Regions from separate parts of the Homo sapiens genome. Here region 2 is linked to region 1. A link is an interaction called in ENCODE POLR2A ChIA-PET data of the cell type or tissue named here. Cell type or tissue: GM12878. All regions are shown on one strand. Each heading gives the region's core, and the rest is flanking DNA. Links, peaks and the distances in the headings are about the cores only. Region 1 overlaps C2orf76 (chromosome 2 open reading frame 76). Region 2 has its middle 30 kb from the start of STEAP3-AS1.

What was found. ChIA-PET counts read pairs that join two places held together with the same protein. Peaks named below come from ENCODE experiments on the same cell type or tissue, not always from the same donor. Only the 100,000 strongest peaks of a DNase experiment are listed, where the experiment ranks them.
Region 2: POLR2A ChIA-PET joins it to region 1 with 5 read pairs; 2 of 35 experiments call an interaction of 5 or more read pairs at or near these places.

The regions. Positions count from the first base shown.
Region 1 is chr2:119,353,344-119,357,738 of GRCh38, reverse strand. All of the region lies in intron 1 of C2orf76 (chromosome 2 open reading frame 76), which reads left to right. Among named protein-coding and RNA genes, the nearest start is that of C2orf76, 11 kb to the left of the region's middle. In GM12878, for the core only: no CTCF peak of the experiment used is centred there; a DNase peak (open chromatin) is centred at 1,777; H3K4me3 peaks cover 1,405 bases; H3K27ac peaks cover 2,322 bases.
Region 2 is chr2:119,276,732-119,281,126 of GRCh38, reverse strand. No RefSeq gene overlaps it. Among named protein-coding and RNA genes, the nearest start is that of STEAP3-AS1, 30 kb to the right of the region's middle. In GM12878, for the core only: no CTCF peak of the experiment used is centred there; no DNase peak of the experiment used is centred there.

The DNA.
Region 1 (4,395 bases), core at 237-4,236:
GTTTCACTGGCTAGAACTTCCAGCAGCATGTTGAATAAGAATGGTGAGAATGGCTATTTTTCCTTGTTCCTGATCTTAGGGGGAAAGCATTCAGTCTTTCATTATGAAGTCTAACGTTAGCTCTAGTTTTTTTTTTTTTTTGGTTTGTTTTTTGTAGATGCTCTTTATCAAATTGAGATGTTCCCCTCTTTTCTTGTTTTTCTGAGAGTCCTTATTGTCAGTGGATGTTGAGTCTCCATTGAAGTTTGTCAGGTGCCTTTTCTGTATCACTTGATGTGATCATGTGATTTTTCTTTAGGTTGTTAATTTGGTGGATTACATTGATTGCTTTTCAAATATTAAACTAACCTTGCTTCTCTGGAAAAAACCACTTGGTCAGGGTGTATAATTATTTTTATGTATTGCTAAATTCTATTTGCTAATGTCTTACTAAGGATTTTCATGTCTATATTCATAAGGGATATTGGTCTGTTGTTGTCTTTTTTTTAGTAATGGCTTTGTCTGGCTTTATTGTGGAAAAACTAGCTGCATAAAGTGAATTAGGAAATGTTCCTTTTCCATTTTCTGAAAGAGGTTGTGTACAATTGATGTTAATTCTTCTTTAAATGTTTTGTAGAGTTCTCTAGTGAAACCTTCTAGGACTGGAGATTTCTTTTCTTTTCTCCTTCCTTCCTTCCTTCCTTTTTTCCAGGCACCTCATCAGGTTCTTATAGAGATTTCTTTCTTGGGAGTTCTTAAATTATGAATTTAATTTCCTTAATAGTTATAGGGCTATTCATATTGTTTATTTCATATTGGTGAGTGGTGGTAGTTTTAGTTTTTTAAGAAATTGGTCCATTTTGTCTGTGCTGTGAAATGTATGTATGTAATTAGTTCATAGTATTCCCTTATTATCCTTTCGCTATTTGCAGAGCCTGTAATGATATCCTCCATTTCATTCCCAATATTGGTTATTTGTGCCTTCTTTTTTTTTTCCCTAGCTGGTCTTGCTCAAGATTCATCAGTGTTTAAAAAATCTTTTCAAAAAACCACCTCTTTTTTCATGGATTTTCTATTGTTTTTCTGTTTTCAATTGTATTGATTTCCACTCATTATTATTTCTTTCCTTCTGCTTGCTTTGGGTTTGTTTTGCTCTTGATTTTCTAGGTTCTTGAGGTGGGAGCTTAGATTATTGACTTGAGACTTTTTCTCATTTAATTTATGCATTTATACATTTTCCTCTTCACAGTGCTATACATTTTCCTCTTCACAGTGCTATACATTTTCCTCTTCACAGTGCTTTAACTGTGTCCCACTTTCATTCAGTTCAGTGTATTTTTAGTTTCCTTTTTTTTTTTTTTTTGAGACAGAGTCTCGCTCTGTCACCCAGGCTGGAGAACAGTGATCTCAGCTCACTGCAACCTCTCCCTCCTGGGTTCAAGCGATTCTCCTGCTTCAGTCTCCTGAGAAGCTGGGATTACAGTGCCTGCCATCAAGCCCAGCTGATTTTTGTATTTTTAGTAGAGTTGGGGTTTCATCATGTTGGCTAGTCTGGTCTGGAACTCCTGACCTCAAGTGATCTGCCCACCTCAGCCTCCCAAAGTGCTGGGATTACAACTGAGAGCCACCGAACCTGGCCTTTGTTTCCTTTGAGACTTCGTCTTTGGTCCAGGGCTTGTTTAGTAGTCTGTTGCTTAGTTTCCAAGTGTTTGAAGACTTTCCTGGTAGGTTCCTGTTTCTGATTTCTAATTTGATTCCACTGTGGTCAGAGAACACATTGTTTAATTTCACTTCTTCAGACTCGTCATGGTTTTTTCCTGTGGTGCAGGATGTGGACGTCTTGGCATCTATGTTGTGGATACTTGAAAAGTATGTGTATTTTGCAGTCATTAGTGGGGTGTTCTATAAATGTCCATTACATCCTGTTCGGTGGATGGTGTTGTAGAGTAGCAGTCCTCAACCTTTTTGGCACCAGGGACCGGTTTCATGGAAGACAGTTTTTTCATGGATGGGGTGGTAGGGGGATGGTTTTGGGTTGAAACTGTCCCATCTGAGATCATCAGGCATTAGATTCTCATAAGGAGCATGCAACCTAGATCCCTCATATGCTCAGTTCACAATAGGGTTCACGCTCCTATGAGAATCTAATGCCACCACTGAGAGGAGGAGTTTATTCCATTCCTCCTCCCTATAGGTCCCACAGGGGCAATCAGAGTAGCTCAGTTGCTACTGCATGTGCAGTGGGTTTATGTCACAGCTGTAGAACCCCAGGTTTAGGTAAATCAAATTCTTTATAAAGGGCTGCAAGCAAACCTGCCCAGCCTTACCCTGGAGTGAGATGTCTTCATGCTACTGGACAGTCTGGTGGGAGATACTGTCTCTGTCTTTCTAAGCTGTTCGCTATGTACATATCCTTGAAAGATAGTTCAGAATGAAAGCAGCCAGCCCCTCTGCTTCTAAGACACGCAGACGTGTGAGAGACCCATGGAGAAATGTCTCCCAACACACAGTACAAGGATTAATATTCTCACTGATGGTTGCAAATCAAGAAAAATAGAATTTATACCCAGTATACCTTGTTTAAGAAAGTGTATGAAATATTCTTTCTAAATGGTTAAGTCTCCAACCCTTGGGAAAACTCAACTGTCCAGAATGGTTTATGGAGAGTCTTGCATATCTTGAGCAGAGAAAACGAATTATGGTTTTGTGTATTTGCTCCAGATTCAAGGTCATAATGGCAGGTCTGAGGAATTGTAGATGTTGATTTGTCAGTGGGTGGTGTATTCTAGATGTGAACAGTAATCAAGGATATATTTATTTGGAACTGATTATGGTTCTTCCTCAGGGAAGGTCAGCTGCTAATGTCATTATGCAGTAAAGCAGTTACAGCATGGAGAAGCATGTGCCAGTCAGCAGATTAGCTAAAATTTATCTTGTACCTATTGTGTTACCTAAACCCCTAGAGGTGGAAGATTTTATTTTTTTGACCTATCTAAAAAATGGCTGAGGTTGAAGACTTTGAAATCATTTATAAATGAATATGTTGAAAATATCTTTCTCAAAAGTTCTGTCAGTGAAAGATGATTTAACCAACTCTTCTAGAATAATGGTGCTTTCATTTGTATTATGCAGCTAAACAACAACAAAAAAATGCCAAGAAGTTTTCAAATGTTATTTAACCCTCATATAGTCCTAGTTTATAAATGTAGGGTTTTTTAAAAAAAATTTTTATATTTTGAGACAGAGCCTCACACTGTCTCCCAGGCTGGAGTGCAGTGGTGCGATCCTGTCTCACTGCAACCTCCACCTCCTGGTTCAGGCGATTCTCGTGCCTCAACCTCCCAGTAGCTGGGCTTACAGGAGCGTGCCACCACGCCCGGCTAATATTTTTCTGTATTTTTAGTAGAGACGGGGTTTCACCATGTTGGCCAGGCTGGTCTCGAACTCCTGACCTCAAGTGATCCGTCAGTGATCTGCCTTCCTCAGCCTCTCAAAGTGCTGGGATTACAAGCGTGAGCTACCGTGCCCTGCCATTAATGTAGTTTATAAATGCTGAGTTTCATATTTTAAAAAAATATGCTTTTGAAAAAATTTAAAGCAGATTCTTTAATTGACACGTAATTGTACATATTTGGGGAGCACAATTTGATGTTTCAATACATATATAAGTTGTAGAATGAGCAAATCAGGGTATTTAGTGTGACCATTGCCTCATGCATTTATCTCTTTGTGGTGAGGATATTTAAAAATCTCTCTTCTAGCTATTTTGTAATGTACTGTTAACCATAGAACGCCAGAACTGATTCCTCCTATTTAATTTCAACTGTACCTTCAACCAGCCTCTCCCAATCCTTTTCCCACCCTTTCTCCAGTCTGTCCTAAAAAGAAAATTCTTGGGGCTGGGCGTGGTGGCTCACAGCTGTAATCCCAGCACTTTGGAAGGTTGAGGCGGGCGGATCACCTAAGATCAGGAGTTCGAGACTAGCCTGCTCAACATGGTGAAACCCCATCTCTACTAAAACTACAAAAATTAGCCAGGCGTGGCAGCGTGTGCCCGTAGTCCCAGCTACTCTGGAGGCTGCGCAGGAGAATCACTTGAACATGGGAGGCAGAGGTTGCAGTGAGCTGAGATCGCATCACTGCACTCCAGCCTGGGTGACAGAGCAAGACTCCAGCGAGACTCTCAAAAAAAAAAAAAAAAAAGAAAATTCTTGTTACCTTTTTTCTTTTTATTATAATGTCCAGCTCTTGATATTTCATTGTTACCGAAATCTATTTTTAGAAGAAAATTTCGTTCTCCATCCAAGAGTTAAAATTATGCTTTTGAAGTAGGCCAGAGTAGATTAAAATGCAATTAACATTTTACTTTTAGTCATAGTCCTAAGTGTGAATTAATTTTAATTTGTCATTCTTCTA
Region 2 (4,395 bases), core at 240-4,239, 77 kb after region 1:
AAAAGAGAAGCTGTCATTTTTCTCATAACCTAATTACAAACCTATGTGGTAAGAACTATAATCACCCTCATTTTATAGCTGGGGAAACTGAGGCAAGAGGAGGTTAAATCGGGTTAGGAAGTAGTAGAAGTGGTGCTGAAACCCTGGCAGTGTGGCTCCAGATTTTGTGTTCCTTTTTTTTTTTTTACCATTTTTTTTTAGAGATAGCGTCTTGCTGTCAGCCAGGCCGGAGTGCTGTGGTGCAATCATGGCTCACTGCAGCCTTGACCTCCTGGACTCAAGTGATCCTCTCAACTCAGCCTCCTGAGAAGCTGGAACTACAGTTGTGCACTACCAGCTTGAGTAATATTTTAAAAAAATTTTTTGTAGAGATGGGGTCTCACTATGTTGCCCAAGCTGGTCTTGAACCCCTGGACTCCAGTGATCCTCCTGCCTCCCGGATTCCTGTGATTACAGGCCTGAGTCCCCATGTCTGGCCTGGATTTTGTGTTTTTAACCTCTGTGCTATGCTGCCTCTCCATAGGGAACATTAAAAATTAATGTTTTCAGGCCGGGCGCCGTGGCTCACGCATGTAATCCTAGCACTTTGGGAGGCCAAGGCAGGTGGATCACCTGAGGTCTGGAGTTCGAGATCAGTCTGGCCAACATGGTGAAACCCCATCTCTACTAAAAATACAAAAATTAGCCAGGTGTGGTGGTGGGCGCCTGTAATTCCAGCTACTCCAGAGGCTGAGGCAGGAGAATCGCTTGAACCCGGGAGGTGGAGTTTGCAGTGAGCTGAGATCGCACCATTGCACTCCAGCTTGGGAGACAGAGCGAGACTCCGTCTCCAAACAAACAAACAAACAAACAAACAAACAAACATTTTCAGGGAAAACAAGTGAGTAGATTTGAAGGAAACGTTGATATAAAGAAATGAGGTCCAAGCCTGGGTGGAAATGGCAGATATGGTGGAGGTGAACGGAAATGGATGCAGCGGCTGGCCACACTGGCAGATACAAGGAAGAAGGAGCTAGTGGATTAAGCACTTACTTGACCTCAGACACGGCACACTCCTCAACAGGGTCTCTGGAGCCTCAGCTAAACATTCCCGCGGGTTGATTCTGTAGTAGAGATACCTTGCCGGAACAGATGTATTTGTAGTAATACACACATGCACACACATATACTGCTGCTTTTGCTATTAGGTACCAGTCCTTTCCTTTCACCTTGGTGTCAGCCATAGGGTGGTTTTCAGCTCTGCTCAGAGATAAGCTGAGGAACTCCTCCAGGCCCTACGGATGGGGGTGGTGCTGGGCAGGGAGTCAAGGCCAGGCTACTCCTGAGGCCAAGCAAGGTCTTAACCAAGTATTGAAAAGTGACCTCAGGCCAGGTGCAGTGGCGCAGGCCTGTAATCCCAGCACTTTGGGAGGCCCAGGCAGGCGGATCACCTGAGGTCAGGAATTTGAGACCAGCCTGGCTAACATGGAGAAACCCCGTCTCTACTAAAAATACAAAAATCAGCCAGGCATGGTGGTGGGCACCTATAATCCCAGCTACTCAGGAGGCTGAGGCAGGAGAATCACTTGGACCTGGGAGGTGGAGGTTGCAGTGAGCTGAGATTGTGCCACTGCACTCCAGCCTGGGTGACAAGAGTGAGACTTTGTCTCAAAAAAAAAAAAAAAAAAAAAAAAGAGAAAAGTGACCTCAGTCTTCCTACTCAAAAAGGAAAGTGCTAGGTTCAAACATGACTGGACCATGATTCTCAAACTTCAGGGTTTACATAATGAAGAATTTAAATCTTAGAGATTGATTTGGATTTGGCAGCTCTTTATTTTACTAAGTATGGACATTAAAAACCAAACCACAGTTCCCTAAACAAAGTCCGACCACTGTCTATCATCACTATCAATACGTAAATGAAAGGAGATCCTAACACAGAAACATAGGGAGGAAATAAACTCCGAATAACCCGTGTGCGTGTGCATGTTTGCATGCATGTGCATATCACATTGCTTAAGATGATGAAAACTTCTCTGGGGAACAACATTGGCAGTATTGGGAACCACCGGCCTGGAGTGCCTGTCTGCTGTTTTTGCTGTCTCCTGTTGGCTGCCTTAACTATCTTAATTTAAAAATTACCTCCCTCAAGTCATACCAACAAGGTATTTCCTGGTTATCCTGAAATGGAAGGTCCTGATTATGGATTGTCCTGGCTCTTACTCTCTGCAGATTTTTTTTTTTTTACTTTAAATTCTGGGATACATGTGTAGAATGTGCAGGTTTATAGGTATACATGTGCCATGGTGGTTTGCCGCATCTATCAACCTGTCATCTGGGTTTTAAGCCCTGCATTCACTAGGTATTCATCCTAATGCTCTCCCTCCCCTTGCCCCCAACTCCTGACAGGCCCCAGTGTGTGATGTTCCCCTCCCTGTGTCCATGTGTTCTCATTGTTCAGCTCCCACTTATGAGTGAGAACATGTGGTGTTTGGTTTTCTGCTTTTGCGTTAGTTTACTGAGGATAATGGCTTCCAGCTTCATCCATGTCCCTGCAAAGGACATGGACTCATTCTTTTTCATGGCTGCATAGTATCCCATGGTGTATATGTGCCACATTTTCTTTATCCAGTGTATCATTGATGGACCTTTGGGTTGGTTCCAAGTCTTTGCTATTGTAAATAGTGCTCTCTGCAGATTTGTAAAAAGCCATTTCCCACTTGGCCCCATCACCAGTGGCGTAGAAAGTCCCAGGAGGCTGTGAACTTTGAGAGGACAGCCATGGTGTCTGCTCACTGCCCTATCCTAGGACCTAGCACAGGGCCTGGCGTAGGGCGGGCACACAATACCTATTTGTTGCATAACTGAATGAATGAACAGATGAATTGCTGATGAAAAAGAGAATTCAATTTTTAATTTGTATTCTTAGTGTGCAGATCTGATAAAGTCTTCATATAAAACACATTTGTGAATCATGAAACATGATAATCAAAAGTATACTGTGAACCTACCACACGACCTAGGAAGAAAACTTGGGTCTAGCTCCCCTATCCCATGCTCCTTGCTTCCCTAGAAATAAAAACCAGCTTGAATTTTGGGTTTATCATTCCCCTGCTTTTTTAAAGAATAGTTTTAAAAATCACGGGTCTACTTATTCCTAAACAATATTGTTTAATTTTTGCTGATTTCTGAGCATTATAAAAATGTTATCGTGGTATACAGTCTATCCTAAATTTTGCGTTTGCCAGCCTTGCTTCCTTAAAATATAGTTTCAAAAATCACATATGTATGTATTCCTAAATAATACACTGTTTCATTTTTGCTTGGTTTCTAAGGCTTATAAAAATGGTATCATATAGCATGTAGGTTTTTGATACTTGTTTTTTTCCCTGTCCATAATCATGTCTCTAAGTTTCACTGGAAGAATAGGTAATTTATTTTCATTGCTGAATAACAGGCCATCATCTGAATAGCACAATTTATTCATGCCCTCCTGTCAATGGAGTTTGGGGCAATTATGAACAATACTGAAATCAACACTCTTTTAAACAAATTTAGTTGCTAAAAAAGAAACCATTATGGCCAGGCGCGGTGGCTTATGCCTGTAATCCTAGCATTTTGGGAGGCCAAGGCAGGCTGATCACTTGAGGTCAGGAGTTTGAGACCAGCCTGGCTGACATGGTGAAACCCCATCTCTACTAAGAATACCAAAATCATCCAGGTATGGTAGTGGGCGCCTGTAGTCCCAGCTACTCCGAAGGCTGAGGCAGGAGAATCGCTTGAACCTAGGAGGTTCAGTGAGCCGAGATCGCGCCATTGCACTCTAGCCTGGGCGACAGAGTGACACTCCATCTCAAAAACAAAAACAAAAAACAAGCCAAAACCAAAACCAAAAAACACCGTTATACATATACGTGTATATATAGCATAAGACAAAATGAGAGGTTAACGAAATTACAAGATAAACACCTTTAAACATCCCCACATAAAGGAAGCTGACTCTGACCCCATAAGCCTGCCAGGCTCACTTTCCCAAATGCAATGCCACGCCCCTCCTCCAAGAGTAAACGCCAGCCTGGCTTTTGTGCTCATTGCCTCTTTTCTTTGCAGTTGTGCTCCCCATTACTGAATACCACAGATGAGCTGTGCCTTCCTCCCCTCCCCTCCCTTCCCTTTGCTTTTATGTCAAAATATTAGGCTGTCGTTTTCACCCGTGTGTTTCTCTGGCATGCTTTTATCGTCTGCAGGGATGTTATTCTACTTTTTATTTTTTCTTTGAATAACCGTGTGGGATTTGACTTCAATCCTTTTCTGCTACTTATGTTTACATAATATTAGATTTCCTGAACTTTTTGAAAGGAGGTATAATTTAAGGGTTTTTCTCATTTCACAATGGTAGAGCACTCTCTTCTGTTG